Linked DNA regions of Mus musculus: all the other regions are linked to region 1. A link is a loop called in an ENCODE intact Hi-C map of the cell type or tissue named here. Cell type or tissue: left cerebral cortex. All regions are shown on one strand. Links, peaks and the distances in the headings refer to the core of each region. The heading gives the core; the rest is flanking DNA. Region 1 overlaps Lztfl1 (leucine zipper transcription factor-like 1). Region 2 overlaps Sacm1l (SAC1 suppressor of actin mutations 1-like (yeast)). Region 3 overlaps Sacm1l (SAC1 suppressor of actin mutations 1-like (yeast)).

The links. A loop is a pair of places that touch in the nucleus more often than their neighbours do. Peaks named below come from ENCODE experiments on the same cell type or tissue, not always from the same donor. Only the 100,000 strongest peaks of a DNase experiment are listed, where the experiment ranks them.
Region 2: it touches region 1 in a loop (2.5-fold over the local background); 2 of 42 quality-filtered maps call a loop at or near these places.
Region 3: it touches region 1 in a loop (2.4-fold over the local background); 2 of 42 quality-filtered maps call a loop at or near these places.

What each region holds. Positions count from the first base shown.
Region 1 is chr9:123,703,343-123,714,203 of GRCm38, reverse strand. Lztfl1 (leucine zipper transcription factor-like 1) reads left to right here. Exons shown (of 10, transcript NM_033322.3): 3 at 1,580-1,774; 4 at 3,108-3,168; 5 at 4,579-4,650; 6 at 6,066-6,131; 7 at 6,218-6,295. Among named protein-coding and RNA genes, the nearest start is that of Lztfl1, 8.9 kb to the left of the region's middle. In left cerebral cortex, for the core only: a CTCF peak has its summit at 4,786 (motif pointing right); a DNase peak (open chromatin) is centred at 4,779.
Region 2 is chr9:123,559,355-123,570,215 of GRCm38, reverse strand. It overlaps Sacm1l (SAC1 suppressor of actin mutations 1-like (yeast)), which reads right to left. Exons shown (of 20, transcript NM_030692.5): 7 at 9,617-9,650; 8 at 3,724-3,825; 9 at 1,207-1,292; 10 at 181-267. Among named protein-coding and RNA genes, the nearest start is that of Sacm1l, 35 kb to the right of the region's middle. In left cerebral cortex, for the core only: no CTCF peak of the experiment used is centred there; a DNase peak (open chromatin) is centred at 6,499.
Region 3 is chr9:123,547,442-123,558,302 of GRCm38, reverse strand. Sacm1l (SAC1 suppressor of actin mutations 1-like (yeast)) reads right to left here. Exons shown (of 20, transcript NM_030692.5): 4 at 9,314-9,441; 5 at 5,486-5,635. Among named protein-coding and RNA genes, the nearest start is that of Sacm1l, 23 kb to the right of the region's middle. In left cerebral cortex, for the core only: no CTCF peak of the experiment used is centred there; a DNase peak (open chromatin) is centred at 3,639.

The DNA of each region.
Region 1 (10,861 bases), core at 2,099-7,098:
GATAAATTAAATTCTGATTAATGCTAATACAGAAACCACAGTGGTCACTGAGAGAAACTCCACTAAGTTCCATGGATTTGTGAAATTGAGACATAGTTGTGGGTGATAGTAACAGTCTGTTGTCAGGCATGCACATGGTAATCATTACATACTGGAAAGGTTCAGATAAAAATTGTGACGGGCTTAATTCTATAAAGTTCCATAACTTTAGTTTCTTAAGTGATTTCTTTAAAAAGTAGAGCCATATGACATGACAGTTATGAACTTATACTTTTCATATAGAGCAATTTGGAGAAGGAAAAACAACATAAAACATATACTTGGTAATACCAACATTGTTGGTTGACTTGAAACAAAAGTTGGTAAGTTTTGTTGAAACAACAATGGAAACTAGTTAAACGTTGAGTCACACGTAAGTAGCAAAGGTCTTCAGGATGTCTCTAGCTGTTGTGGAGGTCATCAGCCTTGTACTAGTGTCTGTTCAACCAATTACCTAATCTGGTTTATTAAACCCAATGGATGAAAGCAATGGAACTGGCAAAAATATGGTGAGGTCTATTAAAGAATATAGAAAACATTAACATTTTAATAAAGACTCTAAAATTAAAGTGTTTTTAAGAATGATTAAATTTTTCTAGTTTAACAATGTTAAAGAATTATATGTTAAATACTACTTAGTGAAATGTAACTGTGCTAAAAGTGTTTTCTATTAATTTGAATATGATTATGCCAAGATGTTTGATTTTTGTCTGTTTGGAAGAAAGAAAGAAGAGAAGGTGAGGCTAAGGGTCTGAGGGTGAGAGACTTTAGAGGGGCAAAGCTGGAAGAAACAAAACTCTGTTAGTGTGATACTGTCATTGAGAGTAGGAGGTGTGCACAGGATTTGTTAAGGACTCCACCTGTTGGTCATGTTACTGAAATTGCTGGAGCTAGTAACCCACAGTGGAACCACAGGCAAATCTCTTCCATGCTCCAAGCCCTCTGTACAGTTAGGGATTGAAGACAATGGCTCATCTCCCGAGATTCCTTTCTAACCCAAGTAGCTCCGGTAAGAGTAGATTTGAATGCTGCTGTTGATTAGATATTCATTTCTGTGATTCATAGTGGTACTTTAAAAATGTTAATTTGTGTGTGTGTGTGTGTGTGTGTGTATGTCTAGACTGCTAAGAAAGTTAATATATAACTGCAGTGTTTGTCTCATAGGCATACTAATATTTAAGTAATTCATATGATCATTAAAATGTTAGAGAAGTAACAGAAAGTGGGGGAGTTAAGTGTGACTTTTTAAGTTACTAAATATAATAAGGCTAACTTAGAGGAGTATAAAGTAAAAAAAAATAATATTGTAAAGTTAAAAAAGAATAGGTAAAGGTTTAGGGGATATTTTTCAATATGTAGTTATATTTTAAAATGAACACATTTGAACAATTACTCACATCTAATCATTTTAATCTCTCCCAGAGAGTTTTTCTTGCAATCTTTAATTCTTTAAATGTCATGATGTCGGTCTCTTGACTTCAGTTACATTTTGTAAGTTGCTCCTGTGACTAACGAGCCAATGGTGTCATACTGTTTTCAGGCTGGTGGAGGAGACTTTCACCATTGATGAGGTTTCAGAAGTCCTAAATGGGCTGCAGGCTGTGGTACACAGTGAGGTGGAGTCCGAGCTCATCAATACAGCTTACACCAATGTCCTGCTCCTACGGCAGCTGTTCTCCCAAGCTGAGAAGTGGTATCTAAAGCTACAGACAGACATCTCTGAACTTGAAAACAGGTAAAATTTGTACTTGCAGTTGAGGCCCAACTATGATCTCAAAAGTTAGTGATTACTTTGCTAGTACTTTCCTGGGCTGGGGTGTGCGACACTGGGTAAGGTAACAGCAAGGCACAGTCACTAGATGATTCCTTCCTTGAGGAGCACTCAAAGGCCTCTTAAAGACACTCTGTTTCTACTATCAGTTCCAACTACATGAAACTGCTTTTCAATCTAAAGTACCTATTCCTTAGAGCATCTTTAGTAACATGGTTAATATTACAGTGGTCTTGATTCATTGATCTGCTAAGAAGTAAAGATTAGAACAGTTGAAGATATACTAGAGAATAATTTCCATCTATTCAGCCTAATAGCATTGCAAATTTGTTTCTACATAACTACATTTGAAACCATACACTTAACTTAGGAAATGTAAACTATAAAAGGCTTAAAAATCTTACAGTATTGAAAAGCTCATAAATTCAAAACCTCTAGTAAGATCAATGAAGTTGAAGCTGGTTCTAAGAAATAACATGCCACTTGGACATCATGGTTCACACATACAGTTTCAATTCTTAAGACTGCTTGTGTTATACAGTAAGACCCTGTCTCAAAAATAAATAAATAAACAAACAAATAAATAAATAAATAATTGCCAGAAGTCAAGAAGGACTCGCTGCTAAGCCCTGGAAATTGTTCTCTGAACAGTTTCTCCTCAAGTGGAAAATGATGAGCAGTGCTAAGTACAGTCTTCCAGGAGGGAAGGAAGTTCGTTTGGCTTCTGCAGCTGTCCATTTCTCAGTGGGTGACTGGTGAGAAAATACTGAGTGCTGATGTTTGAAGAAGATAGAAGAGTCGTCTGTACGTAGGAGTATAGTCCACATATCTATCTTGGTAGATTATCAGGGGCTTGCTCACAACACCAGCTTTCATGGAATATGCTAGCATTCTCTCTCAGTAGATACTGTGGACTAAGTCATATCCAAGAAAACTGTACTACAAATCAGACTCTTTCTTAGATGACAGTAAATGTTATGTAATAGGGAAATCACTGCTGTACCTCAGAAATAGAGGGAAATATAAATATCATTCATATAGGTATTAGCATTGCTGTTTATGTCTTACGACACGATATACATATCAAGTACAAAGTACCAAGACCTGTGAATGATTTAAATTGCTTTACAGGGCATGAGATTCTCACCCATTTGTAATCAAATAACAGTTTTGTACCCTCTTATGCTCATCTCCCTAACATGTAATAGGTTGGTTCTTGTAATTTTTTTTTTATTCTTTTATGTTCTAGAAGTCTATTCTCAATGAATATTCTCTTAAATTTGCTTTTATTTTTCAGAGAATTATTAGAACAAGTTGCTGAATTTGAAAAGGCAGAATTTGTATCTTCAAGTAAAAAGGTAGATTTTAGTATGTCTAAGTCTGTATTTGTTTTTACAGATATGATTATACCTATGTATGCATGCCTATTTGCATGTGTGGGTGCACATGTGCACAGCTGCCTGTCTTCTTTGGTCACTTTCCACTTTACTGAGGCCAAGACTTTTACTAACCTCAGAGGTCACCAATTCATCTAGGGTAGCTCGTCAGCTGTCATAGGAATCCCATGTCTGCTTATTGAACCCAGAGATTACAGGCAGGTCACCACACCGACCTGATGTGTGTGTGAGTACTGAGACTCCAAACGTAAGTCCTCACATTTGTGTGGTAAGTGCTTTATCCACTGAAGCTTGTCCTTAGCTTCCTGTGTTTCTCAATAGCTGGTACCTGAACTCCTCATAGCATAACTAGTGGAGATGAAAGTGAGACAGTCAAAGGAAAGGCATTCAGGTTGGGAGCAGAACTTAAATTGCCACTCATACCTGCAGACAAAAGATGTAAAAGTTTCAGAAGTAACTAAAAAACACACTCTCTCTCTCTCTCTCTCTCTCTCTCTCTCTCTCTCTCTCTCTCTTTCTCTCCCTCCCTCTCTCCCTCCCTCCCTCCCTCCCTCCCTCCCTCCCTCCCTCCCTCCCTCCCTGCAGTCCATTCTCAATCCCTTGTAAACCCTTCATTTAGCTGATACAGAGCACCTACGTTATGGTGATCATCCCTGTTGTTATACCCTGACTCTGCTTCTTAGCTGTGTACCATAGACAGGTTACCCAAGACAGGAGGTAGAGACATCCTAGTAGACTTTCTGAACAATTATGTGCTGTGATGTCACTTACTATATATACCGTAAACCATATTTAGTTCCCCATCAGATCGCTAAACACTGCTGAGATGAATCCAAGTATAAACACACAGAAAATATTTTCTAATAACTTTTTTGGAGCATATTTCCGACTAAGACATTTTGGGTCAGAGGGCATGGATTATTACTTTTAAGACATGCTACTAAAATGTCCAAATAAGTGTTAAGTTACTATTTGCTTGTAATTTCTCAGCCATTAAAGATTGATGGTATGAAGTTCATTCAGAAATCATTTTCAGCTACCACAGATGAAAATTCCAATCCTAGAAGCTAGAGATTTTTATCAAATCTGACTATGATCTCCTTGTCTCTCTTTTCCATCTGTATTAATAAAGGAGTATAGGGAAGTTTGGTTTCATTTTTATCTCTGTCATATATTGAGCTTCATAGGGCAGGTACATCATAGGCACTGGACATAACAGAGTGAACACAACAAGAATCATTACAATTGTAGAGCTGAAGTCGTGGTAGGTGTGTTTATAGATTATGTCTTCCACTTAGAAAGTAAAGATGTTTCACAATGATTCCTGCTTTACTCTGGTAATTTTAGATTGGTTTCTTCATTTTGTTGCAGCCCATCATAGATATCACAAAGCCTAAACTTGTTCCAATTAATGAAGGTGGAACTACAGAGCTCCTAAACAAGGTAATATTCTCATCATTTTGGGAAATGAGAAAATCTTGGTTCTGCCTCTTTCCTCCCCTTTTCCTGAACAATGCTAAGGTAAGAGAAATAGTCTGTCACGGTTTTACTGATGGACCCAAGTGACCAGAAGAGGGCATGCTTACTTTGTAGAATCTGAAGTGATTGAGAGATGTTTTCACAGTAAAGTACATGGAATTTACAGTACAGGGCATGGAATTTTGAACGGTGTTTTCTGGTGTGCATTTGAAATGTGTAATCTATTATAATGTATAGGTTATTTTTAATGCTTATAGAAATTATCAGCATAAAAATAAATACTTTCCCAACTCCCATATTCTTGGCAGTACACACATGTCAGTGTTGTTATTGATAAAAAGCAGTGCAGTACCTAGTACAGTCTCAAAACTCTTATTATTTCATTGGAAAGTAGGAACTAACATTTCCAGAAGCAGAGATGAGAGAACTAAAGGGTTCTGTGGGTATAATAGTATTATAAAGAAGATAGAGCTTTGTGTGGATATGAGGAGATAAGAACCGGTGCTTGAATGAGGTAGCCTCTAAGCTGGGTCTTAAAGATGAAGACAGGTTAAGTTAAAGGGCCTGTAAGGTAGAAGAGCAGAATAGCTCCTTGCCAGAGGCAGACAGAAGGTTGGCATGACTTAGAACCACAGAGTACAGTGTATATGGGAGTAAAATGCACAATCAGACTGGTCAGGTGGGTTCATCTCATATCAAAACTACTTAAGGACTAAGGGGTTTGGCCTCAGCTCAGCCGTTCTAGAACTTGAACACCAGACACTAAAATGATGGTAGTAGTGTGTTTTCAGGCTAAGTGGCAGGAATGTGGCCAAGAACAGGCCCAAGTTGCAGGATCAGAAAGCTAGGTGAGAGATGGCAAGCAAGGAGAGTGGCTGAAAACAGAGCAGAAGGAGAAAGGTGCTTTTAAGAGAAAAGCACCTATAAGTCTTAGAGCTAAACTTGACTCACAGCTATGGGGTTCAGGCAGGCTTTGTGAAAGTTGGCTTTTACTCCTAACATTTGGATTTTTGAGCCACTATATAATTTTGATTATTTTTTAAGTGAAACAAGTGTGATCATTTCATGTTAAACATATTTTTGGTTAAAATAATAAAATTTGGGGGCTGGAGAGAGGACTCAGTTGTTAATATATCTTGCTAATCTTGTGGAAAACCCAGACTCAGTTCTAACTCTAGCCTATGAGGGTATCTGATGCCCTCACCTAGTGTCCACTTGCACACACATTATATGTATATATGTGTATATGTATATATGTGTGTGTGTGTGTGTATATATATGTATATACAGATTATACATGCACACATCCATGCAGGCAAAACATTCATACACATAAAAATAAATCTTTAAAATAATAAAATTTGGATTTATTCACAAAGGAAATTTTAAGACTTCAACAAGAGAATGAAAAACTAAAGTCAAGGCTGAAGACCATTGAAATACAGGTAACTGGAGAATCTTTCAACACAGTTATTGAGGAATTAGCCTAGAGAGTATAAGTTGAGTGTACTCTGTTTACATTTGATTATAGGCTGTAAATGCTCTGGATGAGAAGTCAAAATTGGAAAGAGTACTTCAAGATTTACAGCTCGATCAAGAAAACCAACAGGTAAAACAGTATAGCTATTTTTTCCACATCTAAAGAGAATAAAATTAGAAACTTTGGTCATAATCACTGTTCATCATATTCTATCTACTTTGTCATTCTCTCTGCTGAACGCTATTGCTGTCTTACATTGGCTCAGAAACTCTACCCTTTGTCCATTTTCCAGGGAAGAGTCACAGCTTACAGGACTACATTACAAGTCTTAATAGCAGGCAGGATGTTCTTAAGTTTATTATTAAGGAAGTAAAGGAAGAATTTGCATTTAGGTTTTATTATTCTGAATGTTACTTGGCTTTTCCTGGGCTGTAGTGACAGTGCGAGGGATAATGAGTTGCATTTGTATTCAATGTACTGTAGGCTACAGTGACTTCCAATCTATTCTAGCTTCATCTGTATCTAGTATGCTGTAGGAAACAGTGACGTTCCAGAGTGGCAGTTCTGCAAGCCTACCTGAGAATAATAGCTGAGTATCGCTCTACCTGCTGGGAATCCGTTAGTGTATCGTTGTCTCTCCTGTGGTCCTCTCAGTGAGTGGGACACAGTATTGTGCTTTATATGAGCAAAGAGATTCGGATGAATATTCAGTGCAAAATTGTATTTTCTGTGGTTGTTATTGTAAATGTCTGCCAAATAATCCCTAAATCTACCTCTAGATGTTTTTTTTCCCCCAATTTCTAACATTTTTTTTTTAATCTTTTTCTGGAATGGGTATTGTGCCTGGAGCCTATATATGCTAGGCCATTGCTCTCATACTGAGCTATATCCCCAGATATTATTAGATTTTTGTTAAATTTTATGAAAAAAATTCAAGCATGCAAAAATACAGAAGGTGGTATCCTGAGCCCCAAGGAACCCACTACTCAGTTTTACAGTCACCAGGGATGGCCAATTAACTTTCTTTCCTCCTTCTTTCTTCCCTTTGTCTGTGTCTTTTTTGAAGCAAGTCTCAGACATTATTTTATCTGCAGTTACTTATTGACATGATTTTTCTTATATGGCTATATGGCTAGGGGAAAAAAAAATATATATATAGTGAATGTTCCAGAACAACTTTATAACTTCTCAAAAGTTACACAGTTACAAACATTTTTTGTGTAATGAATTTATTTAAAAGCCATTTGGAGCTTTGCTTCAAGTTTAGAGACTAAATATTTTTAAAAATCAACTACTGTTTCATTTTGTTGAAGATACTGCTTTATCCTCATATTGAACAAATGTAGGCTATTTTCCTGTTATAGCAATGCAGATTATTTTTTTCTGTAACTTTTGCCCAGTCAAAAACAAGATCCAGATGTAAGATATATACTGCAGTTGTCAAATTATGAAGAAGTACATGTAACTCAACAGAAAAAAAACTTAAAATCCTTGTCAATTTAGAAACACTTATACTCATTATTAGTAATAGTCTCTTGGCTGAGAACAAAAACATGCCTATTAAATTTTTATATGACTGTGACTAATCTTATTTTTACACCTATACTGTTTGTTCTTTTGAGAGTAAAATCTTACTGTTTCCAGCTTAGCTTTAAACCTGTTATGCGTAGTCCACCTATATATCAGTTTGAAGAATTCAAAATCTTTACTATGTTTTTACATTTTTTCCCTTATCCAAAATTCTTTTCTTGTTTGATTTTTTAATTGAAAAAGTCCAGACAATATATTCAATCATGTTTTCTCTTTTAATTCCTTCCAAGTCTATCTCACTCATTCAACTTTGTTATTTTTCTCATTTTCAAAGCAAACAAACGTGCATACCAAAAAAAAAAGACTTTGTAAATAAAGATAACCCATAAAAACAGAGAGACTCACTATACACAAAAGGAAAAATCAAAATAACAGTAAGACAAAAAAAAAAAATGCCAAAACTAAGGGAAATGAAACAAAAAAATACCATAGAACTTATTTTGTTTTAGGCAGTTCCTCCTGGGCTTGGGGTCTGCCCTGAAGTATATGATTGATACATCCAGAAGGGCTCCATTAGAGAAAACTTATTTTCCCTTTTGCCATAGGGTATCAATTACAGGTTCCTTCTTGATTCAGACTCAGATCCCATGTCTACTTCCTCTCATTGCTGAGACTCCACCTGGCTTGAACCTGTACAGGTCTTGGGTATGATGCCACAGTTTCTGTGAATTCATATGTGTATCAGGTCTGTTGCATTTGGAAGGCAAGACCTGGTATGCTTGGAGTCATTCCTCACCTCTAGCTCTTATGGGCTGTCTCCTTCTTCTGCATCTCTCTCTGGACTTAAGGGGGAGGGTTTTGATGAAAACATCTCATTTGGGACTGAGTGCTCCAAAGTCTTTCTCTGAATATTGTCCAGTTGTGGATCTCTGTTAATTCCCATCTCCTGCCAGAAACTTCTCTGGTATATACTAAGGCACTTACCAGTGTGTATAGCAGTATGTCATTAGGAGTGATTTTATTGCTATGTTCCTTCAACAGAATAACAGTACTAGATTTTCCCCAGGCCTGTGATCTAGCTAGTCTCAGGTCCTGGCCACTTTAGCAGTGTCTGGTGTGGGTTCCATCTCATGGAGTGGGCCTTATGTCTGATCACAAAATGGTGGTTTCCTCCTATGACATTTGTGTGACTATTGCACCTGTGTGTTTGCAGGTTGCAGGTCACTGTTGTGTCCCAGGGCTTGGAGCCGAGTGACACTGATGACTATTTTTCTCTCTAGTAGAGTGCAGAGTACTTTCCAGTATTACGAGTGTTAGTTGGGGTGAAGTTTCCAGTTAGGCACTAGCTCAACTTCTCCATGTTCAATGACATAAATAAGTCTCTTTCCTGGCACGACTTAGTGGCAGAAGATGTCTAGTTGGGGCATTTTCTTCCCTATTATATGGTGACTCCATTTATATTCCTTTCACATATGTATATATTTTAGGAAACTTTTTAGTAGTAGGTTTCTATGTAGCTTTTCAAATGGTCTTTAATGTTGGTTGTCCCTGCCCATATTCTCTCCCTATTTAATCCTCCTGTTCCAGCTTCCCCTTTTCTTTCCATAATACTATAGTTTACTCCACCTTCTTAGGGAGAGCCTCACTTCCCCAGTAGTCCCTTACCTGGTACCTAACCTCTGATTATTTTTAATTATAGCACAGATACCAAGTTTAAAAGCTAACATCCACATAAGAGAGAAAGCATACAATGTTTGTCTTTTTTGGGGTCTAGATTACCTTTACACAGGATAATTTTTTTTCTAATTCTACCCATTTACCCAAGTTTCATAATTTCATTTTTCTTAAAGCTGAATAATATTCCATTATGTAAACTTACCACAGTTTATTATCCACTCATCAGGTGATGGGCATGTAAGCTGTTTCCATTTTCTGCCATTATGAATAGAGCAGCAATATGCATGGATGAACAAGTATTTGTGTAGTAGGATGTAGATGCCTTTGAGGGTATGCCTAAGAGTGGTACAATTGGATCTTGAGATAGATCTATTGCCAGCTTTCTAAAGAACCACTACACTGATTTTTCATAGTGGCTGTACAAGTTAGCACTCTCACCAGCAGTAAATAAGTATTCCCACATCTTTGCCAGCATGTGATATCATTTGTTTTGTTGATTTTGACCATTCTTACTGGAGTAAGATGAAATCTCCCAAGTAATTTTAATTTGTATTTCTCTAATGGCTAAGCATGTTGAATATTACTTTACATGTTTTCTCAGCCATTTGTGTTTCATCTTTTGAGAATGCTCTGCTTAGTTGTATACCTCATTTTTAAAATTGGGTTAGTTGTTTTCTTGATCAGGGTTTTTTGTTTTTTTTGTTTTGTTTTGTTTTGGTTTTTTAGTTTTTAAAATATTTTGAATACTAATTCTTTATTGGTGTATAATTGATGTCTTTTCCTGTTCTATAGCCTGTCACTTTGTACAAATGATAGGTCCTTTGCCATACAGAAGCTTTTCAGTTTCATAAGGTCCCATTTGTTAATTGTTGGTCTTAGTGCCTGTACTATCAGTGTTTTGCTCAGAAAGTCTCTTCCTGTGCCAATGAGTTCAAGCCTATTCCTTGCTTGCTCTTCTATCAGACTTAGTATATCTGGCCTTTGTTAAGGCCCTTGATCCATTTGGAGTTGAGTTTTGTGTAGATTGGTTCGTAAGTATGGATCTATTTGCATTCTTCTGCATGCATCTATCCAGTTTGACAAGCAACATTTGTTGATGATCCTGTCTTTTCTTTAGTGTATGTTTTTGACTTCTTTGTCAAAAGTCAGGTGTCCATAGATATGTAGATTTATGTTTGGGTCTTCAATTTGATTCCATTGATCAGTATGTCTATTATCATACCATGCTATCTTTATTGTTATAGTTCTATAATAAAACTTAAAATCTGAGATAGTGATACCTCTAGGAGTTCTTTTATTATTCAAGGTTGTTTTAGCTAGTGTATGTGTGCATGCAAATATGTGTGTGCATGTGTTGAAATGTTTATTTTATTCAACCATTTCTATTTTCACTGTCTTCATTAAGACATTTGTTTCTATCCTCTTTAAGGTCCTTGAACATATTCATATTTGCTATTCTGAAGTCCTTGTCTTGTGCTTCACCTAGAT
Region 2 (10,861 bases), core at 4,473-9,472, 150 kb after region 1:
ATCTGTCATGAGGCTCAGTGAGTCTCATTCTAGCACTTGTAACATGCTCCTGAGGCAGTTCCTGAGGCCCAGGAGAAGGGCCTTGAAGATGTTAAGTTCTGACTTGTGAGAAACAAATATATGTTCCAGAAGCAACTTAAGTTCTATTTTAACAAGTGAAAAATTCAAGAAGATACATACGTGATTTGCTACTTTGCTGATCTGTGGATGTGGTTTGTACTTTAGATTTGGTCTCTGTGACCAGAAAATAGGTATTGATCCTCGAGTCTGAAAGAAAAGAAAGAAATGTGAAAAGAAAGATACATAAGCTAGTTTTCGAAATCTAATTATTGAAAGCATAACACATATTAACAGCTTTGCCAAGAAAAACAACAAATCTAGCAGCTACAGGACAACATAAAGACCCAATAGATGGGTCTTTATAAAGACTCAATACATGCATACATATATACATACATACATACATACAGTTCTTGTTTTATAGAAATAGGCTTAAAAAGCACTTTCCCTTCCCAGTGTTACACACATGGTGCTCGTATATCAGAAAGTTCTGTGTATTACATAGTTCTAAAACAAATATTTATCTAGCAGTAAAAATTAACAAGTTTTATATACATTATATAGTTTGGCAATATGAATAAATAGAAAACTGCTTTGGATTTGCTTAGCCACTGACTCTGGAGTAGGCAACACTGCACAGCTTCACCAGAGGCAACAGGTGAGCAGGGCTGAGTAAGGCAGGTAAAGCCAAGTGTGTACTGCCAGCCGTTCCATCGTCTTCACCCTAGTAACCTACAGGCTTACACTGCTCCACTGCTAAAGTTCCATAAACCTGACACTTTCTTCTCCATAAGACAGTGCCAGATTAATAGCCAACCCATTTCTTAACTGAACTTTTTCTATACTGTACATGAAGGTAGTACTTAAGAAAGAAGGAAGACTGGCCTGGCAGAAAATACATGCAATCCCAGCTCCGGGGACATGGAGGCAGAAGGATCAGGGGTTCAAAGTCATATAACTAGTTATATAGTAAGTTTAAGGTCAGTCAGTGCTTCATGAGACCCTGATCCAAAACACCTGAACAGGGGAAGAGAAGGAGAGGACGAGAAGAAGGAAAAAAGAACAGGGAATAAGAACATTCACCATAACAGAAAATGAAGATGAGTAGAAAAGGCAACTGGATGAGCATCAGACACAGACACTTGCCTGGACAAACGAAGCCCTGTTCCCGCTGTAGTGCACAATCTGCTCTGTTTCTACAAAGTTAGCTGCGTGGCCTTCAGAATCAATTCCTAATATTTGGTACAAAAGCAATATATGAAAAAAGTCATTAACTCAAGATAACTTAAGAATTATCAACTAAGTTCACATTAATGGATAAGTACTTATACAAGTTCAAACAAATGGTTAGTACATTATCAGAAAACTAAAAGAAACTCAAATTGGCTTAAAGAGTAGTCAAGATTTATTTATATAAACATGAAGCTTGTTGATATTTTTCTTACTATAAATATCCTCAAAACACTCCCTTTTGAAGAAAAGAGAGTCAAGTAAGCCTACAAATCCTATTTTAAAAACTTAAAACTATCATTTCTTGTGATTATGCTTTATAATAACATAACACTAAATGAAAATGTGGCTCATTGCATCAACAGTATTTAGTTGTAATACAGAGTACTTCTAGGAGATATTTAAATATCAAGTAAAAAAATTGTGTATGATCCTAAACATCCATGACCATGAACATGTCCATGAAACCTAGTTTGAAAAGCAATTTAATTACCAGAGACTCTTCACTGGTTAGGCATTTTTGGTACCTGAAGTATTTCCTTATTAGCTTGTTACATAAGCAAAACCAATTTTCAAGGTAGCCCTGACCCAGATTCCCAAAAGGAAAGAAATTATCAGAAAGAAATCAATAAATTTTCAACTCCCCAATATTTAAAACATCCCTTTTTCTCTGACATATTTCCCAAAGAAAGCATTTTGAGTTATCATTATTAGTATACCTGTAGCTATGCATTAGTAGATAATCAGAAGGAAGCAGATTTACTGAGCTACATTGGCAATGGTGTTATGCTAAATTACTTTCAGAAGCACGAGATTACATTTGTTTTTCTGTGGTGTTCTGAATGAGAAGTGCTCCCCATAGGCTATTAGGGAGTAGCACTACTTGAAAGGGAGAAGGTATGACCTTGGTGGAGTAGGTATGACCTTGGTGGAGTAGGTATGGACTTAAGAGAAAAGTGTGTCACTTGAAGAGAGGAAAAGAGAAGTTTTGGGATTTCAAAAGCCCATGCCAGTCCCAGTGTCTCCCTTCTGCTGCCTGTTAATCTGAATGTAGAACCCTCAACTACTTCTCCAGTACCATGTCTGACTGCATGCCACCATGATGTAATAGACTAAACCTTTGAAACTGTAAGCAAGCCCCAATTAAGTGTTTTCTTTTTATAAGAATTGCTGTGGTCATGGTGTCTCTTCACAGCAATAAAACACTGACTAAGATACCTTCCATAATTCTCATTAAGGAACAAGCTTCTTGTTATCAATTATTTTGGAAAGAGAAAGAATTGGAAGAGAGGAAAGAAGGAAATACCATTATGAAAGAGCTTCCAAAGTATATTAATTTTTTAAAGAAACCAACATGTAGGAAAACACATATAAAATATAACCACTGTCTATATAAAAGAAAACATATTAATCTAATAGTTTTAATTAATTTAAAAAGTTATAGAGTTATGTAAATAAGAAACTAGTGTCTGGTTATCTGACAGAGGAGTAAGAACCAGGCAGAAGGCCGGGTCTTTAATCCTAGCACTCAGGAGACAGAGACAGGTAGAGCTCTGTGAGTTTGAGAACAACTTTGTCTACAAATCAAGTTCCACGACACTCAAAAGCTACACACAGAAAGAAACCCTGTCTTGAAAGAAAAAACAATAATGATAAAAAAGAAAACAAAACAACAAAATCCCAAAGAATCAAGCAGATTAAATGGAAATTTTCTATCAGTTTAAAAATAAAATTCATATTTTAAATATGTATTCAATGCTTAACAATCCAAGAAAATGTAGTCAAGGAGATACTAACTCTAATTTGGCTTGAGACCATTCTTAGTGGCTTTTTAATGGCGCTATAGTATCTGTAATAAGATTAACAAAATATTCTCTATATAACATTCTGGGTTCAAAATTACAGTTTTTTGTTGAATAGGACTTTATTTTGATACAGTGTGGTTGAAAGCAACACAAATGCTGGGGAGCCTTCATGATCACAGTAACTCTAACACACATCAGAGTAGTTTGTCTTGAGCTATTAGCATACTTTTAGTGCAGAGCCTACAAGATACTCAAAATGTAAAAAATATTTTACAAACTGACATCATGAAGTAAAATGGCTACCCTTATACATGCAATGAAACCAAGAATAGTAAGAGAAATCCTATCTGGTATGAGTGTATATTACAGAATATCAGCATACTTTCAGACGCCTAATAAGCACGCAGATGTTCTTATACAGTTAACCGCCCACGAGCCATGTTAACATTTGCAAAGTAATTATAGTAGCTGGAAAGAAGCACAGAAGACATACTAATTACAGCGAGAGAGGACGTTAGCAGGGGCATCAAATAACACAAGATATAAAAGGTCACAGGTAAGTCATTTAAGACAAGCATTAAACCATATCAGGTATGGCCCAATCAGGCTGATAGGAAACAATTCTTACCTCTCACATAATAACGAACACCAGCTCTGAAACAACTCCTTCGGGAGATGAGAATCCAATCAAAATATTTTCCATTAATAGAACATGAGTGCATAGTAATAACTTAACTATGTTAAGAAAAATGTAACATAGAAATATTTCCAGAATCAATTCAAATCTACTTACTAGGAATGGATTGTCTTTAGGAGGGAAAAAAAAAAAAAAAGACAGGATATGCAAGTCTTTCAGGTTCTTCATGACCACTTCAAAACCCTGAGGATCCTCATCTCCAACTGTGAAATCTGTCAACTCCATTCTCCTACACTGACATGTGGACAGAATATTTAAAAATGTCTCTAGTGTTTTCTATTTAATTGTCTCCTTCCCCTGATATCGTCAACTATTTTCTAAAAGCATAAAACTAAGTATCAATGATATAAGTAAAACCTGATTCTGAACGAAAACCAAGAATCTGAAAGAAATTAATCTTCAAATAAGAAATGGAAAATAGAACACAAGCTAGGAGCATAGCTCAGCCCTGGGTTCAACCCTTTGCACTGCAAAAACTAAAACTTAAAAATTAGATGAAGGAAAAAAAAAAAAACCAAGCTATTGTAGTTAAAGAAAAATATGAAATATATCATATGTATAATTGTACATGTATATGTAGATATGCATGTATATGTATATCAAGATTTGCAGATCAAAATATTAATCTAGAAACAAATTACAACTGCTTTTTCCCTGGAATGTAAAAAAGTGCACCTAAAACTGGAAAAAGACTAATGTAAAGAAAAATATAATATGGTAGCGTGCTTTCCAGCACACACAAAGACCTGGGTCTGATCCCCAGCATGATATAACCCACATGTAATGATGCACTCATATGCTCTCAGCACTCAGAGGTACAAGGTTCAAGATCATATTCAGAAGCAGAGTTCAGGTCAGCCTGGGATTTCTCAAAACCTTTCCTTCAACACTAGTCACTGAATTGTACAATTGAAACTGACTAAAATGGTGGCTTTTAAGTCAAATGTACTTGATCAAAATCAAATCTTTGTACACAATGCCTCTCTGAAGCATGCTGAGCTCTCTTCGTCTGATTCTTGCTGCCACTGAGGGATGGGCACTCACTGCATTCCTCTGCTTGGCTGCCGTTTTACCACTGAACAGTCGTCTATTTAGTCTGAACACTTCTTACCTTGTTGTAAGAACCTATGTATGTATGAATATTACACTGTAGGTACTCCTGTGGCCTCTCATGCTCTGTAAGTTTCTGAGGCTGATTCACTACTACAGTATTTAATTATCCTCTGCATAAATATATTACTGGTTGGTTTTGTGTGTCTGTGTATCCGGGGAAGGGGGTCTCTATTAGAGACGAAGTCTCACTATGACTCAGCCTGGCTTCAAACTGTTAACCTTTTCCCCTCTGTTCTACATGGGGCTGAGAATACAAACATGCAACACAGCAGAAAGAATATACTACTTTATTTGTCTGTTCTGCTGTTGACAGACATGCAAGTTGGCTTTGGTTATTTCTGGCTTAGGCTGTCATAACCAGAGTTTCAACAAACATCCCTTTGTGTAAGCATGTAGACATGGATCAAATTATATCCACCATCTGATAATAGCTACAGTGTATTCATATACATAAAATAAATAAATCTTGAAGAATCTGTGAGCCTGCCATTCAACTTCATAATACAACCAAGTCTCAATTTACTCACTTTTTCCCATTCGAGCCAGCTGAATTTATGTCTAGAAATAACAACTTTGCACAAGCTTGTGACAACCATTCTCCCACCTTTCTAGTTTCTGTACCTATAACCCTTACCTAAAAAAGAAACAAAAAACCTTTCTTTTGAGTTTTATGAAAATGACAGTACATCCTAACCTTCTAAACCTGTCATTACTCCCCATAAGTTCCCAGAGTCATCAAAAACAACAACTTATTCCTCTTCAGAGTTGTGTGTAATCTGAAAAGGACCAGACCACAAAGCCATAATTCTCTGTGGAGCTCACTATTTTGTTATAGCAGGCTGCTGTGGATGCATTAGGAATTTATACAAGACGTTTTCACAAATTCTAAGAGATCAATGGTAACTGCTGATGATCCATTCCCGCTGCCTGTCACCATCACATTCCCTGATGGCTTCTCAAACTCCCAAGTTATCAAAAGTCACAAAACCAGAGACGATTCCAGGACCATATTTCACTTGCTTGCCCAAGGTAGCTATTTTGAAACAAGGCACAAACATAAACCAATGCATTAGCCTGCTGTTAGAGAGCTAAAGCTGGCAGAAAAAGGGATTGACTGACTTTATGACTCACTTTCCTGATTACAAAATAAGTATGTAAAAATAAATAAATAAATAAACAAAAGGAAAAAATAAGTATGTATGTATGCATGCACAAACATATCAAAATGAGATAACTTTTGAAAATGAAAGAATTCACTATTTTTTGTCAAGCATTAGAACCAGGCCCACCTACCCTACTCCCCAGGAGGCCCATACCACACACTCAATTTCCACCACTCCATAGCTTACAACACTGCTTCATACTTCACTAAAAATAAAAGGCCTATATGCTCCTAGGGCATATTACCCACTGAACCCACAGCTACACCAGAATTCTTTACTACCACAGTCAGCCTTACTCCAGTATCTATGTTTACCATTCCCAACTTCTCTAAAACCTTTCTTAGCAGAATTTGTTAATTTCCTCATTTGGAGAAGGAAGACAGAAACAGCACATACTCTCCTTCCTGAGAAGTCGTATTTAACCACTCGCATGCCTCAGCAGCTGTCACTGTTCTTGGAAACACTGTCTTCACTTGCTCCCAGGGTACTGCTCTGACTGCTTCTCCTTCCCCTCACTGGTCTATGCTGTATCTGCACAAAGCTTGGAGCGACTCTACAATCTGCCCTTTCCATTCACCCACTGTGGTTCATTTCTAGAAGACCTTAATCCTGAGGCCTACAGTACATGGCTCTAGCATTTTCTCACTACGCTGATGGTACACTCTCTTTCTCTGGGCTGATTTTCTATCTACATTTCTATTTCCCTTTACTAATTTCATCTCATTTCATGGACTGAAATGCCATCTAAGGGCTGATGAGATGGCTCAGTGGATAAAGGACCAAGCCTGAGGACCCAAGTTTAATCAATCCCTGGAATCCACAAGGTAGGAAAACAGACTCCTGAAAGTTGTCCTCTGATCTCCAAAAGTATACAGATGTACACACAAACTAAACTGATGTTGGAAGGAAGGAAAAAAATGGAAGGAAGGAAGGAAGGAAGGAAGGAAGGAAGGAAGGCAGGCAGGCCGGCCGGCCGGCCATCTACCCTGACCACCTACAGATTTATACCTGTAAGGCCAGAAAGGTGACTCAAATGGATTAAGATACTTGCTACTAAGCTAAACAACATGAGCTCCATCCCCAGGACCCACATAGTGGAAACAACAAACCCGGTACCTAAAGTTGTCCTTTGAACTCTATAGATACAACATGAATATGTACTGCCATACACATATTCAAAAAGAAACTATGCCTCTAGTGTAAGCCCTTTCCTCATCTCCAGTTCTATTAATCTGGATCCTCCCTCATCTTCATTTGCCCTTCTACAGAAATGCTGAGCTTAACAAATAAATGATACTCTTCTCTTTCTCTACTTCAGACTTCCCCATCTCAATGGATGATTTCCTTCCACTTAACATGATAAGAACCTCACAGTTACACCAATATCTGTCATATGCTATATAATTAGCAAACCCGGTAAGCTCAGTTTTCCAAAGTTTCCTACCTGACAACACTGAAGCCTTCCTCTCACTGACACGGCCCTGTCTCATGCATTGCTCACCCTGGTCTACTGCTGTAACACAGTGATGCTGGCTTATTGCACCAGTCCTCTACAAAACCTCTACTCACATGGGAGGTGAGAGTTATAATCCTTCCATGGTCTGAATTAAGTTCCTCATAAACACATCTCTCCCTGTCTACAGCACACTCCACCTAGATGTGCTTGTTGGTCTCTCTGTAAATATGAAACCTAGAAATACAGTCCTTGTTAACAAATGACATTAAACAAAACTCCATTTTAAGCTTTAAACTCAACACTAAATAGGTAAGCTATTTATAAAGCAGTCTAGAAAACAACCCCATGATCTTTTTGATTATTATTTGCCTATTCATAATATCATTTTAAAAACAAAGTAGAAACAATTGGCCCAAATCCTTGAAAAACTACTTAAAACACATCTGTTCTTACTATATTCTTATGTTCTTAGGAGAACTTTTAAAAACTGGGTGGAGGGTAGGGTAGAAGTAAGGCGAAGATGTAGAATATACTTGTCCAGCATGCAGAAGGCTTGTAATCCTAGCACCTGGGCGGTAGAGACACGAGGATCAGAGGTTCAGAGCCATACTTGGCTACATATGGAGTTCGGGGTCAGTATGGAATACATGAGACCTATATAAGAGAAGGGAGGGGAAGGGAGATGGGGGGAGGGGAGATGGGGAAGGCAAAGTGAGGAAGTGGAGAGGAAGGGAAGGAGATACAGAAGGGAAGGTGAAAGGAAGGGAGGGAAGATAGGGAAGGGAAAGGGAGGAAGGAGAGGGAAAGAGGAGGTAAAAGGACGAAAGGGAGGGGAAGGGGAGGAAAATGGAGGGCAAGGGGCAGAAGGGAAGAAAGGAGAGAGCAAGGGGCAGAGAAGGGGAAGGGGAGGGGCAAGAGGAGACAGCTTAATCGGGAATGAAGACAACAGAATGAACCTGAGCTTTTACCCTGAGAGTTTTCTCATTTTTTCATTTCCCTGTAACTATGAAAAGTATCTTCTCCATTACTTTTCTTAATAATATAAAAACCTGTAAAAAAAAAAAAAAAAAGACAAAATAAAACAAACAAAACAACAACAAAAAATCTGCCAGGCAGTGGTGGCACACACCTTTAATCCCAGAACCTAGGAGGCAGGAGCAGGTTGCCTCTGTGAACTCTGAGTTCAAGGCCAGCCTGGTCTACAAAGCGATTTCCAAGACAGCTAGGGCTTTTATACAGAGAAACCTCATCTTGAAAACCCAAAAAATAAATAAATAGATACAGAGATAGACAGACAGACAGACAGACAGACAGACAGACAGACAGACACAGAGGAATGAATATAAATTTATGGTAGCATAACAGACAAGTAAACCTGACTGCTAGGCTAATGACCCTCATCACTGTACTGGACACAAAGGTGCTAACTCATACACAAGGTGCTGACTGTACCACTCATCTGCACACACTGCAACTTCAGCAGCCTATTTATTCACGGCCAGTTCCTCCTTTATTATGATAGCTCTGATTAGAATGTGTTCTTAAAATGAATCTACAACTAGATAACTAACATTTGCTTTGTATTACACTTTAATTTTCCCCAAGGATATCAGCTATATTCTACTTTCATATTTTTATCATTCTTCAAATGATAATTTAAAAGTTTCCATCTTTTCAAGTTGGTGATGACTGTAGTCTTAATCTGATTTCTTTTAACACTAAGGAAAGGCATCATTTAAGTAGGTTCACTCTACTCTTGTGTAATTCACTGCTACAAGGTAACTCCAAAAGAACAAGATGCAGTATACATCTTTCTTTTAAAGCCATCAGCCCCTAAACTCTTGAGCAAAAATGGTAATTTACTCTGCAGAGAACAAAAATCTAAAAAGGGGAGGAGGTGTTTACATCTGTGCTAAGTTGTACATTTGTACAGTTACAGCAATATCTAATAATACTGAAGTATTCATCCCACATCACATTTGAGACTCTGCACCTGTCTTAAAATGTAAACATTTTTAACATTTAAACATGTAAAATAAAATTTAAACAAAGACTATAGAAACTAAGGTACAAATTTTTCAGATAAGGATACAGCCATGCAACACTGGAAGAGCAAACCGATGGACCTAAAAAGAAGATATACAATGTATTTAGAATCAACCCACCAACCAACCATGTGGTAGCAGCACATGCCTTTATTCCTAGCAATCAGGAGGCAGACTTCTGTGAATTTGTGGCCAGCTGGAATACAGGGCTAGTTCCAGGACAGCCAAGTCTACATAAAAAACCCTGTCTCGAAAAACCAACCAACCAATCAACCAAACAAACAAAAAAAATTTAGCGCACCTTAAATAATAAACCAACAGCGCCATGTAAAACAGATTTACACTCAGGCACCACACACAAACAGCCATGCAGTGAGAACATATGTAACTTCTAAAGTTAAGGGAATGTCCTTAGCCATTCTGCTCTAACTCCCGCTTTGATGTACACACCAATGACTTTCACTGTACTGCAAAACTATAAAAACTTCATGAAACTGCTTCCATATTGAAACATAGAATTTGGAGTAATCTAAATCTGTGTTTTCAAGCCATATTGTAGTTGTCTTAGAGAAAGCAATGTTTGTCATTTAAGGCTTCCTTTCATAAGTATCATGGCTTGTACCATAAGTGTCCCTAAAAGGTTATGTTTTAAAAGCTTGGCAGCTGGCCAGACAAGCTCTTGGAATTTAGAAGGTACAGCCTAGTGGAAGGAAAGACGGTCATTTAAAGCTAGCCTGTATATAGGCATGTGTACACTAGCCTATTCCTGTATATAGGCATGTGTACACTAGCCTATTCCTGTGTATAGGCATGTGTACACTAGCCTATTCCTGTGTATAGGCATGTGTACACTAGCCTATTCCTGTATATAGGCATGTGTACACTAGCCTATTCCTGTGTATAGGCATGTGTACACTAGCCTATTCCTGTGTATAGGCATGTGTACACTAGCCTATTCCTGTGTATAGGCATGTGTACACTAGCCTATTCCTGTGTATAGGCATGTGTACACTAGCCTATTCCCCTTTGATGACTGGTTGCCATCAGGTGAGCAATTTGCTCCATCAATGTGCTCCCTGGCATGTTCTCTCAGCTAAAGGACAAACAGGCAAAGGAGTCACCAGACAATGAATTCAAAGTTCTGAAACCCCTGAGCCTAAACACTTCTCAGACATCTTGTCACAACAGAAGATTAGACTTCTACAGAGAACTGAGAGGGCAAAATTATGGTCAAGTGTGTGTGTTATAGTTACGTTAGATTAGTATTATTTACCCACTCCCTAGTAAGTGCT
Region 3 (10,861 bases), core at 1,446-6,445, 160 kb after region 1:
AGAAACACCCAGCATAAACTTTGTCCTCGGGGTTACTCTCATGAAGAAAATTTTGATCAAGTGTAACAAGCTTAAAAAACACAAAAAACAAAAAACAAAATGTATGCTTCAGGTAATAAAGGGGCACCAGGAAGTAGAATGAAGTCGAGTCCTATGTTCCAGGAGATAAACATATCAAGGGATGGTGACCTCAGTGCAAGATCTCACCTAGCTACGCTTAATGTCTATGTTTTCAGTTGAACAAGGAATAGTTTGGAATTTTAATATGGAATGAACTACAATCCAGAAATGGAGGGCACACTTGTGATCCAGATCCTGAGAAACAGTGGCCATGAAAAGCTTAGGTCCAGGCATGATAGTACACACCTTTAATCGCAGGACAGAGGCAAGCAGATTGGAGTTCAAGGCCAGACTGGTACAGAGCAAGGTAGGTTCAGACGTGGTGATACACATCCTTAATCCCAGCATTCAGGAGAGAGCCATGCAGATCTCCAAGTTCAAGATTAAGCTACAGAGCAAGTGAAGGAGTTGGGAAACAGAAATGTAATAGAACAAGGGGACCATGTTTCAGCCCCAGCAAGCAGTAGAACTCAGCAGCTTCAGCCACGTGGCTCTGGATTTCTAGTCAAGAATGGAAGGGACTACTGGGACAACTAATGTTAGTTAGCTGGAGCTAAGAAACTAGCAGTGAGTAAGAAGAGACCAGCATCACAGAGGTGAAATCTTCTGGGAAATGTTTTCTGAGAATACAAAGCTGTGTTCCAAAGACAGCCAAAGTTGTACCTCCTGCTGCAGCTGGACTTGGTAATGTCTAGGAATCAACTAGGTGGTACTGGTTTTGAAGGCATTAAGTGATCATGGAGAGAGAGCAGCTGAGGCATGGCACTATGAGAAGCCAGGGAAGGACATTGATGGAGGTGCAGCCTCATTTGCATTTGACAGCCTAGGACTGAAGGGGTCTTACAAAGAAGTTGAGGCTTGGCACCATGATGAGAACCTATGAGAGGCTACTGGAGACACCTGGTTGCAGCAGAAAACTCCAGCAAATTGGAGCTGCCAGTACCAAGGGACGATCACCAAGAACAGCAGCAGCAGTGGAGTGGATTCAGCCAGAGCCTAGAGTGCTACTGAGGGCAGAGCTGAAGTGAGCCAAGCCCTGTGGAGGACCCAGAAGATCATGTGTGGATCCCAGACACTGGAACAAGAGGCTGTAAAGTTTAAGTTGCCTTGAAGGTCCTAAGATGTTAAAGATGCCAGAGCCGTGGGAAACAAGCTACCAACAGGGAGTAAAACCAGAGAATGAAGTTTGTTGCTGCTGAATTTTTGCCACATCTGCCAACAGCAGTCACCAAGGATGAAAGGAGTTGGAGATCTGAAGAACACTTTGACATCAGACATGGAGATGCAGAGTCTGAAGTTTGCCCAGCTGGATTTTGGTCTTCTTTGGTCCAGTATTTTCTCACTGTGATATTTTGGAATGGTAACGCATATCCTGTAATGTTTGAGGTATGGGATCTGCTTTTTCATTTTGACTTTATAGAAGATTATAACTAAATGATTGAATGAATGTCAGAAGACACTTTGATCTTTGGATTTTTAATATTGTTGAGACTGCTATAGTCTATGGGGACTTCTGAAGTTGGACTAAATGTATTTTGCATAAGGTTTGACCCCCATAAACTCATGTGTTTTAACAAGCCCATGGAAGCCAGGGAGTGGAATGTGGTGCTTTGAATATGCTTGGCCTAGGGAGTGGCACTATTAGGAAGTGCGCCCTTGTTGGAGTAAGCATGGCCTTGGTGGAGGAAGTGTGTCACTATGGAGGTGGGCATTGAGACTCTCCTCCTAGCCATGTGGGACACAGTCTTCTGGGTCTCTTTGGAATAAGATGTAGAACTCTCATCTCCTCCATTGCCATGCTTGCCTGGATGCTGTCATACTTCCTGCCTTGATGATAATGGACTGAACCTCTGAATGTGTAAGCCAGCCCCAATGAAATGTTGTCTTTTATAAAAGTTGCCTTGGTCATGTCTCTTCACAGCAATAGACACCCTAACTAAGAGTCTACACTCATTTCTCTGTCTCCACTATTGCCACCCAAGGACAACACTTGACCCAATATAGCTACTGCATAGCTATTTGGCCTCCATCTTGTCCACTCCTGCTTGTCTTTAGAGGTAAAGAAATTCTACACATGTCCTTTCTGCTATCTGCTCAGTTAGTTCTTCAGTGACAGCCACCTCAGAGCCTTATCTTTTCTTGGTCTCTCTGGAGATCGGGCAGCTACTACTTAAAGGTCTGACCTCCCCTCTGGCCGTCTAACAATCTCACAAATCTAGAGGTACCTGGGTTTACTCAGCTTGACAAATGGACTAAGTAGAGAGCACTTTGCTGAGCCGCATTCCATAGGGAATGACCTATGGGATAATGACTGGTGGAGTATCATGTCTTTTATTGTGTGTTCCCAATTAGTTTGTACTACCCATACTTAATTGTTATCATTGCATAACAGTATAATTATAGAACTAAATATTTTATAAGCCAGTGAAATGTGAGTAATAACTTGCCATTTCTAAAATGTTGCATTATTTGGAATGCAGCTTGATAAAAAGCATAGCGCTAAACAAAATCACTGTTGAATTATAAGTGGAAGCAGCAAGGAAAGAGCCATAGGATTCTGCCACATGGCTTTATAAGGATCAAAGTCTTTAGGAAGCTGAAATGGAAACCTTTAAGGATAACAGTTGGAAAAATATAGTCAAGGAACCAAACCAAAGACAAATCCTTAGTTCTATGAAAAAACACTGACCATTCAATGTAAATTTTTTGTTGTCTGAAGATAAAGTTTTAATTATCATTTTTATTGCTCTCTGTAAGTGACATTTTTATTTAGCTTTAAAGAATATCCCTGGCTGGATCCAGCAGCGCATCTTTAAGTCCAGTGCTCAGGAGGCAGAGGCAGGCGGATCTCTGTGAGCTTGAGACCAGCCTGCTCTAGTAGTGGAATTCCAGGGCAGCCAGAGCTATATTATGAGGTCTTGTCCAAAAGAAAATACAAAAATATTTTTAAAAAACATCCCTTTCTGTCATAGAAGAAATAGGTTCTAGCTCCTACAACTTAGGGTACTGTTTTACTCCCTTGCCAAAAGCCTCCCTCACCCATTATCATCTAACTGATAAGCCTCAGCTCCAGGATAACCTTCCTTGGTGGAGCTGTCCCTGGCACTACCAGACAGAATCAGACTCTCCTTCCTACAGGATCCCACTAAGGTTTGACCCTTGTCTCCAGTGGCAGTCACCTCTGCTTGTGCATGCTTGTTCTATTCTCTAAGTCCACTGAAGGCTCTTCTGTAGCCTCCCCCAGCCTTGAGTAGGCTGATTCAGACCTTGCTGCCACTGTGAATGAGACCACCTGGGGTGGAGCCTTCTGACCTAAATGGTTTATTGTTCTGTCACCAGCCTCTGCTCTTCTCCAAGAGCTGCTACCTGCTGAGAGGCTGAACAAGCCTTCTTGAGAAATTCCTAAGACAGCCGGCAACTGGCAATTGACACCTTACTGCCAAACTAGTGCTGTCAGCCTAATTGCTTACAGGCGTGGATCAGCGGGAGATGGGCTTTCCCCCTTTAAAAGCACAGACTCTTAGTAAACACTGGGCCTTGATCAGAAAGCTGTCTTAGTCTCTTGCCTGCCATTTCCTCCCTTACAGCTCAGGCCTCCCACTCAGGAACCCAGTTCCTGTGGCCGCGGGCAGCTACACTCTTTCCATAGCACAAGGCCTTCAGTTTTTCATTTTGGGTCCCCATTAAGTAGTACATGCCTGGCATACATCAAGCAAAGGAGAAACAGGAGAGAAGTTTGATAGACATGTAAGGAGGACAGCAATTGGTTTTAAATAGCATCAGTCTCATTTGCTTAAAAGCCCAGTTTCTTGGTTATTTAGCTTATATCTAACTTAACATACAATTTTACTTGATTACAATGTAAAATCTTAACTCTAAATAGCTAAAATACTAAATTAGAGAAATTTATCATTTTCACTAGTCAGTCCAGGACTGGCAATGTTCTACAGATAGCAACCTTTATAATTCTGTATGCCCCTAAGTATGTCCATGATTTGTTAATTAAAGAAAAAGAAAAATAGGCAGGACTCGGGGCATGGCTTAGTGGTAGAATGCTTCATGCTATGTATGAAGTCCTTGGTTTAAGCTCCAGAGCCTCACGCATAAAGTAAAACATAACAGATGAATAAAACCAAGGCAAGCCGAGCATGGTGGCCCACGCCTTTAATCCCAGCACTCCGGAGGCAGAGGCAGGCGGATTTCTGACTTCGAGGTCAGCCTGCTCTACAGAGTGAGTTCCAGGACAGCCAGAGCTACACAGAGAAACTCTGTCTTGAAAAACCAAAAACAAAAAGAGAAAAGAAAAAAGAAAATAAAACCAAAGCAGCAAAAAGCCATGTCCCTAAGCATCAGAAACTCAGCAGCAGAGGGCATTTAAAACCTAATATTAAAAGTACACTCATTTTAGCAAAACCTGTGGCACAAGCTTTGTACTCCCATTAGAAGGCTGAGGAAAGAGGATTCAAAAGTCAAGGTCTTCTTGGACTACACAGTGACTTCAAGACCAACCTGGGAATGAGACCCTGATGTGAGAGCATAGGAGCAGAACAAGATCAAGAATGAGAGAACACCTCCAGAGATGAGATTACAGGCCTCTACCTTCATAACTGGCTCAGAGTCTTAAATCAATAAATTGCTGTCTCTTCTACTTAAAAAACATTACAGTTCACAGGCCATTACCTATTAGAACACTGACTTTATTTTTATAAGCTTAATTATGTTGCTAATAGTGCTGAACTAAGAACAATGAAATCACAAATGTACATAACACAATTCTAGTTGTAGACTTGACACCCAAGTTTACATTTAATAGCTTGGTAATATTTATGAAAACTTATGAACTCTGGGGTTGGAATGGAGTTCAGTGGTAAAGTGCTTGCCTAATATGTACAAAGCCCAGGGTTCAATCTCCAACACCGTATTATGTGTACACACACATACCATGCATATACACATTCTGAAAAGTTTTCATCTGATCAAAGTAAGCAAAGTAAGTACGAATCTAATTAAAGTAATCACCCGTGTGACTAGACTCTTGAGTATTTACCTCAATTTATCTCAATTTTGGCTGTGTGTATATACACAGGGTAGGGCCCTTGGTGAGGCCAGTGATAAGAATTTGAAACATGGTATGTTTTCAAAGTCACACATGAGATTCTAATACAGTCAAGAGTAAAGGAAATCAAAACAGAGCTGGGTTATGGCTCAATGGGCAAGTGCTTGCCTAGCACATATGAGCCCTGAGTTTATCTCCAGGATGGAACATAGGTGGTAGGGGAAAAAAATTATAAATATTATAGGTAAAAGAGACATGCTCATTCTTAAAGCAATTAAAAAAAATTAAATACCTGAAAATCCAGCTTACCCTTTCTAAGAGACTCATTTCTTGGAATTCTGGACTCGTGTTAGATAGTCGCTGCAAAGTATGAGTCAAGTCATATGTTGTTGAAAAGTAAAATCCATCCATACTCAAGACATGGTTTAGCATTGCTAGGAAAGTTTTATTATCTTGTAACTGTAAAAAAGAAAAGGGAGCATTTAATACAGGGCACAGCTGAAAAGAACCAAGCAAGCAAGCAAAGAATACTCAAGTATAAAACATTTTTAATTGTGTATGTTTTTAATCTAGGCACTCCAGGCAGAATCTCTGTAAGTTTGAGGCCAGCCTGGTCTACACAGTGAGTTCCAGGTCACCCAGAGTTACACAATGGGGATGGGTGGGAAGGGCATTTTTAAAAAACAAACACTAAATTACTTTGGAAACAAGCATTCTGAAGAGGTGTAACTTTGTAACTCCAATAATCACTTCTAGAAAGTTTCCAAATCTCAATAGGGAGAGCTTAGTAGATTATTGCTTGGTGGGTACAATGCTTGCCATGCAAGCATGAGGACCTGAGTTCAGATCCCTAAGACCCACCTAACCCTGGGCACAGTGGTGCCATCCATAATCCTAGTGCTCCCACAGTCAGGTGGAATGTGGAAACAGGAAAATATCTGAAGGCTCATGACCAGTGATTGTGGAGACAAACTAGAAACCTGTCTCAAACAAAGGTGAGGACCAACACCTAGAATTGTCCTCTGACTGCTACATGTGGACCATGGCACATACCTGCCAGTCTATATACTCACACAATCACATAAACACACACACAAAGATTTAAAAGTGGAATAGAACAATACAATTTGTGAAAGTATCACACAAATTTCAAGCAAAAGTACTTTTGGAAAATAAGTATTGTTAATCTTTACTTTGTACCAGTGTAAAAGTTTACCATGATATAGATGTATATTTGGGGGGAGGAGGGGAGGATGAGACAGAGTTTCTCTGGGTAGCCCTAGCTGTCCTGAAACTCACTTTGTAGACCAAGATGGCCTCAAACTCAGAGTTCTGGGATTAAAGGCATGCACCACCATACCATGTTATATTTGCATTAATAACATAAATTATTCCACATAAGCTACTGGAAATTGATTGTTCTATAACCTTTAAGAGTTTTATGAAAATATTAAAAATGTTCTTGGGATTGAAGGGATAGCTCAGTAGTTGAAAGCATTGGCTGCTCTTCTAGATGACTGGGGTTCAGTTCTCAGCACCTACATGGCAGGTCACAATCATCCGGGACTCTATTTCCAAGGGGCTCAAGGCTTTTTTCTGACCTCTGCAGGCACCAAGCACATATGTAGTGTACATACATACATGCAGCAAATCATTCATACACATAAAATTAAAAAAAAAAAAAAAACAACCACCAAACGGGGCTGGTGAGATGGCTCAACAGGTAAGAACACTGACTGTTCTTCAGAAGGTCCTGAGTTCAAATCCCAACAACCATATGGTGGCTCACAACTACCCGTGACGAGATCTTTTGGCTGGAACCCAAAGATTTATTTGACTAGAGCGAGCAGAGCTGACTGGAGCAAACCAGAGTGAGCTGAGGTCCTAAATTCAATTCCCAACAACCAGATGAAGGCTCACAACTATCTATACAGCTACAGTGTGTACTCATATACATAAAATAAAAAAAAAAACAACCAAACAATAACAACAAACATAAGCCAGTTGGTGGTGGCACACGCCTTTAATTGCAGAACTCAGAACACAACCTCAGGCAGATCTTTGAGTTGGAGGCCAGCCTGGTCTACAGAGTGATTTCCAGGACATCCAGGGGTATGCATAGAAACCCAGTCTCAAAAACCAAACGGAAAAAAGATGTTTTTACTGCTGTTGAGGCTTGCTCCTTTTAACATTACTGTAGCCATTTTGTATCCAGTCTCCATTTTGCTCATAAAGTGGAAGTAAATTCAGGTTCTCAGACTCTGCTTCCCAGAAGCCACTATCCATAGCTGACACTGAGAACGTCTCCTAAGAGGCCCATCAGCTTACAAGTCAACTGATAACGCTTTGCTTAGTTAGCCAAAATGCAGTACCTCCACCCTTGCCTTCTGAACTTGGTTTTTCCTGTAAAGAGCCTACCCTAAGAGCATACATATTAGGACCACAATTAGGTTCACAAGTCCTTTGTTGTGGACCTGATCACTCTTGGGGTATGCACTCAATAAACTATTCTTGCTTAACTGAAATCAGTGTTCATATGCTCTGTGTGGAAATCCCTGAACCCCAGCAATTACAACTTATAAATGAACAGTGAAAGTAACATTAGCATTGCATTTAATGAGCCATGTGTTTACATCTCTGACATAGAGCCTCATTATATAGCTCATGTGGGCCTGAACTCTGGCTCCTCCTGTTAAGTGCTGGAATTACAAGTGTGTACCACTACACCAAGTAGTAGGTACTGCTGGGTTCAGTTTATAATTCAAACTATCAGAAACATAAAAACTAAAAAGAGAAAATTACTTCAAAAAAATTATCAAGAAACCTGAGCAGTGCCTGCCCATTGATTGTTCTTTTTCATTTATCATTGTCATCTACTCTGACATTGGTAAATGTTACCAACTTTCCTAAGTCTAAAGGAGTTTTTGGCATTTTATTCTTTGCACTCTGAATACCATATAATACTCTGGCAGTTTCTTGAACAGAAAGTGTGTTGTGGCTATCACTTGCTCTTCCTTTCTATCCCAGCCACTCCACTGTGATAAGTGGGTAACTAAACCTCTGGCTTTATTCCCAGTCTCTAGACTGGTGACTGCTATGTTCCCCTAGTCGAGCTACTCCATGACTCCATCATTATGTCCAATTTCAAATCACTTTCAGAGCTATCATTTTTGTTTGTTTGCACTTTCATGTTTGCAAAGTTACTTCCTCAGGTGATATGCCTTAACAGTTACTGTGTTGTTAAAGGTAACTGTGTGTTAACTAAACCAAGAGACTGACATCTGTAGACAAAGGAAATGAGAGTATGTGAAAACATATGCACACGTTCTGTGCACACACGAACACACACACTCTCTCTCTAAAGTGTGTGTGTGTGTGTGTCTGTCTGTCTGTCCCATGTGATTAACAGTGAAGAAAACTTTCTTCTGGAAGAAAAAAGAAATGGAAAACAATTTCAAAAGTATCTAATATTTTATTTTTCTATAGTGAATAGTTGGCTAGGGCCAAGTATTAAGTTCTTTTATTTTTATTTATTTTTGGTTTTTGAACATGGGAGTTTCTCTGTGTACTCCTAGCTATCCTGGAATTTGCTCTGTAGACCAGGCTGGTCTCCAACTCAGAGATCTGCCTGCCTCTGCCTTCCAAGTGCTGGGATCAAAGGCGTGCGTCATCACCACCCAGCAAGTATGAAGTGCTTGGGCACTCTATTTGTCCTTTTTTCTCTGTAAGAACTTCATAATTTAAATTTTTCATTACTTAAAAATAAATCCAACAAAATATATAAACTTTTAAAATTTGCTTTTTTAATGATTTTTCTAAAAATATGTGCATTGATGTTTACCTACACGTGTGTCTTTGTGAGGTGTCAGATCCCTTGGACCTGGACAGTTGTGAGCTACCATGTGGGTGCTGAGAATTAAACCCAGGGTCCTCTGGCACAGCACTCAGTGCTCTTAACCACGCAGCCATCTCTCCGGTCCCTTAAAGAGTATCTCCATGGATAGGTAGAAACAGAGTAGAATAACTTTACTTACAAATTGTTTAATAACTAGGCTTATAAGAAATCCATCTACATTTTACAACCCCCTACTGTGTGGCATTTTTGAGCCTTGCAATTAATAACTACTAAAGTCTTACCTGAATATCAGTCAAGTGCAACATTGTCTTCTTATAAGAAAGAACATCAAAATCTGTGGCTCTCCAGACCGCATGATTAAAACATTCACCTACTTTCATCTTTTTGGTGATGACAACAAGATAATTACCTGAGAAAAAGAAAAGGCAAATGTTAAAAAAAAAAAACAGAATGGGGCTGAGGATTAAGATCAGTGGTAGAGCCCATGGGTCGGCATGTGTGAGACCCTGGGTTTGAGCCCTAGCATATCACAAAAACAAACAGAAAACACAAATTAATAGCCCTTATATGTCAACTTTAAAGCCTGGAAAAATGAGACTGCATTGAGCTCCTCCAATAAAAGGCCCATTTTTCAAAGCATTCTTAAAATTTATGAATAGAAAGAGTAATATACATTTAGAAAAAAATCCTATTAAAAGGACAATCAGTATTTTTCTCAAGAAGATAAAAGCAAACCTTTCGATAGCCAAAGAGTTGAGCTTAGCTGGTGAGAGTAGAGAGAAAATATTTTTTCTCTCCCGTCAATCTCAAGGCACACAGGACTTATTGTTGCTTATTGTTGTTTTCCAAGCTTGTTCTTTGAAATACTAGAATTCTCGACACCATTCCTTTGTCCTCTTTACTCTAAATGGTGCACAAATGTGCTGGGGCAGAATACCTACCTAGATACTGTGACCCTACAAAGGAGCAATAAGTAGTTAGAAATCAGCATTATGACAGCTCATCTTTACAGCTCATCACAACAATCATCTTTACCCTGATCATTAAACACAGTTCCCTCACCCTTCCTTGTGTGAGATAGAAAACAGAAGCTGGGGTCTTGCACATGATAGGCAAATACTACCACCAACCTATAATCCCAGCTCTCAGATTAATTGTTATGATCTATGGGTTCCATGATCTACCTCCAACTGCTGTGCGCAGAGGTTTTATATATAACCCTTTCCTAGAAGCGGTCATACTGTGCTACAGTATCTTATTACGTGTATATCTCCATTACTAGATTGTGAACTACAAAAAGAAAAGGAACATTTGAAATCTATTGTAATCAGCACCTAACATTGTGACTGAAATTTAAAAAAAAAAAAAAAAAGAAACTTTTAAAAAGTTCAATAAAAGCCAGCACTTGGAAGGCAGAGGCAGGTGGATTACTGAGTTCAAGGCCAGCCTGGTCTACAAAGTGAGCTCTAGGACAGCCAAGACTATATAGAGAAACCCTGTCTCGAAAAACCAAAACAAAACAAAAAAAAAGTTCAATAAAATGTAATTCAGATGGAAATGCACCTTGTTGTCTATGCCTATAATCCCAGCACCTGGGAGGCAGAGGCAGGATAGTGAGTTGGAGGCCAGCCTTGAATATAGAGTGAGTTCAAACCCAGCTATAACTATAGATTAAGACCATATCTCAAACAAATACCTTCTTAATAACACATACCAAATATTACAGTGTAACATATGCTGTCGTTTCAGTATAAGTTTAAGGGTTGGCATACTCTGATAAATCAATGTATTAAAATGTTTTAAATGGGCCAGGCATGGTGGTACATGCT